Regions from separate parts of the Homo sapiens genome. Here region 2 is linked to region 1. Evidence: chromatin contacts called from ENCODE Hi-C or POLR2A ChIA-PET data. All regions are on one chromosome and are shown on one strand. Each heading gives the region's core, a stretch centred on a gene start or an enhancer-like site at or near the end of the contact. The rest is flanking DNA. Distances are from core to core; before and after follow the strand shown. Region 1 holds the start of FLJ42393 (a long non-coding RNA gene). Region 2 overlaps LPP (LIM domain containing preferred translocation partner in lipoma).

What was found. A loop is a pair of places that touch in the nucleus more often than their neighbours do. ChIA-PET counts read pairs that join two places held with the same protein, here RNA polymerase II (POLR2A).
Region 2: POLR2A ChIA-PET joins it to region 1 with 15 read pairs in activated CD4-positive, alpha-beta T cell. The contact joins the enhancer-like site here to the promoter of FLJ42393 in region 1. A Hi-C loop is called at or near these places in 1 of 168 maps with a recorded cell type or tissue (PC-9). POLR2A ChIA-PET finds 5 or more read pairs at or near these places in 1 of 52 experiments (activated CD4-positive, alpha-beta T cell).

What each region holds. Positions count from the first base shown.
Region 1 is chr3:188,176,628-188,181,116 of GRCh38, forward strand. It overlaps FLJ42393 (a long non-coding RNA gene), which reads left to right and starts at 1,916. Exons shown (of 1, transcript NR_024413.1): 1 at 1,916-4,181. The region is part of intron 1 of LPP (LIM domain containing preferred translocation partner in lipoma); the gene reads left to right. RefSeq lists an enhancer at 2,680-3,292.
Region 2 is chr3:188,817,679-188,821,722 of GRCh38, forward strand. The region is part of intron 9 of LPP (LIM domain containing preferred translocation partner in lipoma); the gene reads left to right. Among named protein-coding and RNA genes, the nearest start is that of TPRG1-AS1, 130 kb to the right of the region's middle. Within about 2 kb of position 2,378, at least 2 of the 41 ENCODE cell types and tissues checked have a DNase peak (open chromatin) inside an H3K27ac peak, as active enhancers do.

The DNA of each region.
Region 1 (4,489 bases), core at 666-3,165:
TTGACCAGTGCTGTGTGTTCACAACTGTATTTAGACTAGTGGTATAGCAGTGCAGTAGTCTGAAAACATTTTCTCATCTGTAAACAAAGACAGTCATACCTCCTAGGACTGCAAGAAGTCACTGAACATATACCTGGCCCTTAGTGTACACATTACTAAAGAGAATAAGATGTGGTCTGCACCCTCTCATGCACCAGTGGCTTCTTGAGCAGTATGATAGAGAGAGACAGCTGAGATTTAGTGGAAAAACACAAGGCTTAGAATTGGGAGAGCTGGGTTCAAGCCCCAGCTTTGCCACTAAATGGCTGTGTAGTCTTGAACAAGTCACCTGCCCTCTCTGAGCTATAATTTGAAATAGACTTAGCTTAAGCAACAGGAAAGCAGTAATGAGCTAGAGGAAGGATAGAAATTGGGAAGAAGTATAAATCTGCTTAGGAGATGGCAAGTTTGGGGCTGAGGTGGAATTGATCTGAGGGAGAGACCTGGTAGAAAGAGCTAGGCAGTATGAGGCTGAGTGTCTGAAGGGGTAGCAGGCCTGGGGGTGGTCCAGTGATGGTTGAATGGGTGGGCCAGCCCAGCGAGGGGATCGCCTGCAATCCAGTAGAGATGCCCTCATTTTCATGGCAGGGTCCCCCTGTGCCAGTAGACAGACCCAGGCCTGGGAAGGAGGGCTGGTTGAAGTGAGATGGATACCAGTCTTGGAGCATGGTTGGAGAATCTGTCCAGGGTGATGGCATCTGTTTTGGATTGGGGCCTTGAGGCACATTTTCAGTTCTGCTCCCTGGACCAGCATAGGAGGGTGGCAGACAGTACAGTGATTTGAATACAGGATTGATCCTGCCACCTTGATTTCTGCCTTTATTTAGCGGCAAAGACACTAGATCAGAAAAGTACTGGATGTGATTGCTGTAGTCTTTCATGATTGATTTAGGAGCTGGGAGAGGCCTGGCTAGGAGTTGGAGGATCCCTGGGAAGATGAAGATTAGGTCTTACGTGAGCCTCAGCCCTCTCCTCTGTAAAATGGGAGTAATGATGGTAATTATGCTGATGTTACCTATTCTGACTGGAGTAAGGATTAAAGTACTTGTCTGGAGGAAGGCACTTCATGGTTAAAACATGAAAAGAGAAGTGCACAGTGTTTTTATTACAGGGAAACACCAAAGAGCTGGAAAGGAATGAGGGCTGGAGAGATGGAGCTGCCCTGAGGACTCTGGGAGGTCATCCTGGGGGCAGAACTTTGACAGTTGCTGCCCGAGGTGGGACAGGGATGCTGGGAAGATGTGACGATGTGCATAAGTGTGTCATGTTCAAGATGGTTCTAAGCCCTGGCCAATTCCATACATGCTCTTTTCCTTTCTCATCCATAGAGGTTTTGGCAAAGGCATACTTGGGAGTGTTGATATAGCTGACACTGCAGCACCCTCAGTTTACAGGTGTGAGAAGAGTGAGGCTCCCACAGTCTCACTTGGACAGGTAGTCAGGGCTCTGATGGAGCTCCTGGAGTTTCTAGGTTCTCTGTCACTTGATAGTCAGTGCTGGGAGGGACCTCAGGGAATCAGCCAATTTCACAGATGGGGAGAGTGAGGCAGGTTGGGAATTCTGGCCCCAGTGGAGGGCACCACATGCCCACAGGGAAATGTCTTTCCCAGCCCCCTCCTCATGCTTCTCCTCTTTTCTGTCTGGAAGTCCTAGTTCTCCTCCTCACGCTGAGACCCAGGTAGGGTGATTGTCCATGTTTCTTCATTTATCTGTTTTTTTTCTGTTGCCCAGGGACTACTCTAAGCACCATGCTGGTTGCTGACTGTTCGCTTTTGCAAGATCTTGGAATCTCTGTTTGTTCACATCACAACTCAAGAGGATACGTTCTCATTCTCCCAATGTTTGTCTTCTGCCCATTGCATCAAATTGCTCTTCCTTGTTTGGAATTAAACTTCTAGCAATCATTTACCTTTATGGTTCTCTTAACTTCAGGTCACACTGTTGTTTAGTCAATGTGAGAATCTTTCAGATGTTCTGCACTTTGCAAAAGGATATTCACAGCCAATGTGTGCGGCAGTGAAGGACACTTGTTGATTCCTTATTTATTGTCTGCTGTTCCAGGGACCGGGGACTAGAGGTGAATAAAGCCTTGTTTGGGCTGTCTAGGATGTTGTGATCGACACAGGAAACAGACATGAAAGCCAAATTGGCGCAGTGGGTGAAGTATTGTAATACTGGTCTCTGTTTATGATATATGGAAGAAGTTTCCTAGTAGCAGGGTGGGTGAGAGAGTCCATCATCATTGCAGATTGGTGCCTCTGTGGACATGCAGGTATATTAGGCCAGAGGTGGGGAGTGGGAGAGAGAGGGAGAGAGAGAGCACGACAAAGAGAGAGAGAGAGAGTGAGCAAGAGAGAGGGAGGGAGAGAGACAGAGAGAGAGAGAGAGAGAGAGAGAGAGTGAGCAAGAGAGAGGGAGGGAGAGAGACAGAGAGAGAGAGAGAGAGAGAGGTTTTGAGAGCATTGATATGGGGTCTACATATTCCCCCCGGCCCCCATTCCCTATTATCATAGAAGCATGCTGCCCTCCAAGGCTTTTGAATTTGCCACCGTGAAGAGCATGCATGGAATCTTCGGCTGTGGCCTTGCATTGCCCCCTGTCTTCGCAGCGGAGCTTCTTTATCTGACCCGTGCATGTGCCTCTGATGAGCAGCCCTTCATCACAGCTCTGCGGCCTCCTCCTAGGCCCCCGCCTTCAGCTCTCCAGTTCATTTCCCGCCTTGTTCCCATTGCCACCTGCGGGCTTGGAGGGCCACCTGACATTCTGTCCTTTGGGTCCCCTGTGACTCCAGAGCTCCTTCCCTTCTGGGGCGCCCACATCTGCGACACGCTTGTTTGCCCAGTGCATTTTCTACACTTAGAGTTCCTCTCGTGCTCTCATATTTCCATTTAAAGCCCTCTCGAGAGGTCTGTCTCCTGCCAGCAGCATTCCTTCTAGTTTACTAGAACTCCATTTCTCATCCTGCCAGGAATCCAGCCGTGGAGTGAGCTTCAGCAAGCCTCTCTGCAGTCTCTTGTCTGCTCCAAAACTGTGGCCTCTGGTTGTGAGAAATGGGCATCCTGAGTCAGTGAGAGCAGTAGTTAGCTTGCAGCAGCTTCCCCTCTCCCCCTGAGTGAGCCTTTCTTCCTCTTCCTCCTCTTTCATTCAGCCTCATCCTGCCTTGGGTCCATTTGACAGATAATGGCACCTTGAGGCCTTGTCTTTTGCATGGCATCTGTGCCTGACTGGTCAGAAATTACTTGTGAAGCAACATAGGGGGTTGTTGGTTGGGTCCACTTTTAGGATGAAGTCAGAAGGGATCGTGAGTGATGCTTGGCCAATAAGAATGTATTGATTTGATTTACTAATTAATTTCATTTCCAGACACCAATATATGCATAGCCTTGTTTGAAGAAAATTAAGGAGAACCATTTTGTAAATGGCAATGAGTGTAAGACACTTAACTATCTTCCTGCTCTCCCTGGCGTGGGCTTCCGCGCTCCCTGACTCTGCTTTTATTTAAGGTGTCTGGGAAGGCATTTGTCCTTCGGCTTCCCAGCTGGCTTCTTGCCTTCTCACTCACTGCCTCCCGTAGCCTGTGGGCAGAATCCCTCACCGTGCCCACCTTGCCCTGCTCTCGTCTGACCTCACCTCTGTTTCCAGGATTTGCTATGGCTGTCCCCTGCCAGTCATGCTCTGTGCTTGCTACTCTGAGTGTGTCCCTGGTCCCACTCTCTTGCAGCCTCTGTGTCTTAGCACATGCTGCCCTGATGGCCCAAGGGCCCTTCCCCTTTGTTTCTGTCTGGGGAATGTTCTGTCTCCTCTTTCTTGAACCTCCTTATATTCCCTCAAGAAGACTTAAGGCAAAAACAAACCTGAACTTACTATGTGTGGTATTTTTGTGTTATAAGTGTAGGACCTAGTCATAGTAACACATTTCAAAAATATGGAACCGTATAAAGAAAATGAGCATCACTCATAAATCACTATTTAGACACAAGCATTGTTTACGTTTCTAATATTCTTTCTTTAGTGGTGCTTTTCATGATTTTATGTGCATTTGCATTTTACTGACTAAATATTACTATATAAACATTTTCATATCTTGCCACTTCACCTAACAATACAGCACAAGCAGCTTCTCATGGCATTAAGAATTGTTTGTACATGTAATTTTGAATGGCTGTATGCTGTTTCATCTTAAGAATATACCATAATTCTAATTTTTCATCATTATAAATAGCACTGTGACGAACATCCTTCTTAACAAAATTCTTTGTCTGCACCTATGATTATTTTCTAAGGTAGATTATTAGAATTTGAAATGCCTTGCACAAAGGACAGTAACTTTTTCACCCTTAGTTTCAGAGAGAACATGTTGTCTCTGGAGAAACACAGAAACATGAAAAAGCACAAAGAAGAAAATAGGCCTGGCACGGTGGCTCATGCCTGTAATCTCAGCACTTTTGGA
Region 2 (4,044 bases), core at 1,128-3,627, 640 kb after region 1:
GAGGAGACCTGTTTGACTTTGAAATGGTTTTAACGTCACTTTGTATACAGAACAAAAATGGAAAACCAGATCCTGTGTTTGTCTAAAAACTAAAATTTCAAAACCTAACCTGAGGTGGAGAAACAGATACTACAGGGCAAGGAAATGTCTGGGCTCACCGCAAAGGAATGCAGCAAGGGAACCACCTGCAGACACCTGTTTAAGAGTTTACGTTTTTGTTCTTCCACACGATTATTATCTTAGTATCTCAACTGGCTATACATGCTTTTAGGAAAGTTGCAGGGATCATATTCTAAGGCGTATCAAATATGTTCAGAGTGCAAGCATGAGCAGAATCTCTCCTCTCTGCTAGTGAGGTCCTGTAGGTCTACAAGTTACTAACTTCAGGCTTACAGAATGTTAGAAGTAACGGGTGCATATCCTGTAATCAATCCCGGTATTGAGCAAACAGGCACAAATGACACCCAGCAAGAAAAATGACTTGCTCAAGACACCACAGCAAGTTCATGGTTTTCTGAACTGAATTCCAAGTTTCATAACTTCTAATTAATCCTCCTTTTTTTCCCCCAGTACAGCTAATATGCTTTTTGTGAATAATAACATATAATAGGTGTAATCTGTCAGAACTATTTAATAGTTGATAGTATGTATCCTCAGTTTATTGAGGTTCAAGCTCTTCTGAGTATTATAATACTTTCTATTGGTATTTTCTCTCTTGAGCTATTCCCTACCTTGAATCTTTCAGACTAGAGATTTCAGAAGATTACGTAGTGTCTGTGACTTCAACTACACATGGATAGTCCACAGGACTCTGGACTTTCACGGTTCCATGTCAGTTGGACAGGTGTTACTCTAAGGCCCTGCAAAAATATAAAGTAGTTTGAGAATCACTCTCCTGTTAATCTTCAGTAAAATTCTGAGCTATTTATATGTGAGATTGAGAGGCAGCTTGGTAGGATGGAAAGAGTTTAGACTTTGTAGTTCTACTGCCCCAGGTTTGTATCCCAGCTTTATTTCCTAACAGTGTAGCCTTGGGCAAATTGCTTAACCTCTCCGAGGCTCAGTTTCTTCAAATAAAAAAATGGAATAAGCCTTCCCTTGCAGAGTTGTTAATATTATATGAACGTTATATATGTGAAGTGCCCAACTCCTTGCAAATACCTAATATACACCAGCTTCCTTCCCAGGCTTTTGCTGGTCAGATCTGGTTTCCACTTAACTTTGGCTGTTGGAAGATAAGATAATTTATTATGAAGATAATTGTCTGGTAATTGTCATGAGAATTCAGTTGATGATAATTGAATGATTTGTTTACCTTTCTGTCTAAAGAGTTGCAACTCATGGGGGTCGTGTGTGTGTGTGTGTGTGTGTGTGTGTGTGTGTGTGTGTGTGTTACTTACAATGTTTTTGCCATCTCTTCCTGTATGACAGTATTTGATTAGTCAGGTCTTAAAATGCTAAACACTTTATCCTTTTCTTTTAATTTCAATTTTAGATTTTGGGGGTACATATGCAGGTTCGTTACAAGATTGTATTGTGTGATGCTGAAGTTTGGGCTTCTATCGATCCCATCATCCACACTGTGAACATAATACCTGACAGGAAGTGTCTCAGCCCTTTCTCCCCCTCCTTCCTTCCTTCCTTTTGGATTCCCAAGTGTCTGTTATTCCCATCTTTACATCCATGTGTACCCAAGTTTTCGCTATAAAGAAAAAAAAAACCCTGAATACCTATTGCATGCCTCACTGTAGAGGCTACAGGATTCACAAAACAAGGCCCCATACCCTGGGCATTGATAAAAGGAAGGAAAAATGTAGCTTTCAAAAAAATGAAAATTGACTTTGTTGAAGGGTATTGTAATAGAATCATAAAACTGAGTGAGGAAGGAATGTATTCTAACTACACAATTAGGGAATACTTTGTGGAGGAGGTGGGTTCTGGATTTTGAAGACGGAGTATGATCTTTGACAGATGGTGTTCGGTGGGAATGAGGAAAAAGAAAGGTGAGCTTCAGCCAGGGATTGGAGGTGGAAAAAATGAACACATGGGTGGCGATGATTCAGGCAGAGGGGCAGGAATGTGAAGGAACTAAGACATAAAAGTAGAAAGACAGTTTAGGCCTGGTTTATGAGGGGGTCTTTGAATGGCAAACTCACCTTTGGTGGTCCACGGGAAGGTTTGTTAGAACTGCAGGAGTGTGCCCAAACCTATATGTCAAGCCACTAACTGCCAGCCATCAGTTTGAAAACCGAAGCAATTAAGATCGCTGTCCATCTTACCTGAAAGGGAAGCTTTGCACTCTAACTTGAAGTAGCCTAGAAATTTCAGAAGGTTACATAGTGTCTGTGACTTCAGCTACACATGGATAATCCACAAGACTCTGGACTTATTTTCACTGTTGTGTAATAGGGTTAGTTTTGTTTTTAGCAGATTCTCCCAAGGAAGTGTGGTAATCACATTTCTCAAACCATTACATTAACTGCTGTTAGCAATAAATTATTGCTTATGTGCTAAAAGTCAAAAAAAGCTTTTCCCCTTTGGAACTTCTTTACTATACTCCCTGATATGTTTTGCTGTCCTAGAAACTGGTGTTTGTGTGTGTGTGTTTGTGTGTGTATGTGTGTGTGTGTGTGTTCAATTGAGTCAAGAACAGAGGAGAGGAGACTCAGGCTGAAAATGTCAAGTTATTTTGAGTCAAATATTTGTACATTTACTTTGGAAGTTATCACTAAAAAACAAAAAGTGTGTGTCTCTTTGTGTCTGTATCTGTGTGAATCTGTGTGCACTCATTGGTATAAAAGGAGGAATACTCTTCTCAAAAGTACACACCAATGTTCTTGTCCAAAAGCCTACTTTCATATATGTGAATGTGAATTCCTACATTCTGTGTGTTTGCTTCTCCTCACTATAGCCCATTTCTAACATATCCCAACTTAATTTCCTAAATCTGTCCTATCTACATACCACAAAGTGCTTAACTGAGAAATTAACTTCTGTGTTACAGATAAATGGAAGTTAGATTAAAAGGATAATACATTTTCATTTTTAGTGTTCTTAAATAATCCTTTTTATTGTAAATAAATATAACGTTAACTCCGATAAGTCCAGACTACTTCACTGAGTTCACCACCGAAATGTTTTCACAAAATCAGCATCGTTATACCTTGGCTTTTATAAGAAGTTAGTATACGAAACTTGTATAGGAAAATGTCTCTGTATTATCTATGAAACTGTTAATAAATATGTTTTCCATCATGTCCATGTCATCGTTTACATATACGAGATGATTTCCTCTTAGAATTCATTCTAAACTTCTTTAACAGAAATTATCTTTTTTTGATTCATATTCTCCCTTTTGTCCTGGTTACCAGACAGCACAAGTGACCATCATGTTTAGATTTCTGATACAGTTCTCTCTTCCATTCCTCTCTGTAGCCTCTGATTTTTTTTTCAGACTTCAGTTGGAAAAATCCTAATGAATGTAACTTTTAGTTACAGGTTGAATTCTTTTGAATGTGTATATTTAAAATAAGTAATGCACATAGTTAAAAAGAAACATGTTTTTAAAACAGTGGTTCTCAATTATAGCTAAATATTTAGAATTATCTGGATGGTTTTAAAACTCTGATACCCAGGCAGCATCCTAGATCACTCAAATCAGAATATCTGGGTTTGGTCACGGACATCAGTATTTTTTTTTTAAAGCTGCCCAATGTCATTCCAATGTTAAGATTCATTGTTTTAGATATTCTTTATTATGATGTTCATCATTTTTACAGAAACACATTTCCAAAAGGATAAATTTCAAAATCACCTGTAAACCCATAATTTATTATAAGTCACTCTTAACACCTAAAAATAGCTAACCTGCTAACCTTTTTCTTTTGCTTTTTCCTTCTTCTTTTAAACTAAAATTACAATAATATATGTGCATATATAGTGAATGTATTCATTTATATATTAGACACAATTTACATATTTATGCTTATATATATATGGCATACATGTACACGTTACAATATGTGTATTTGTTTTATTCCAAAT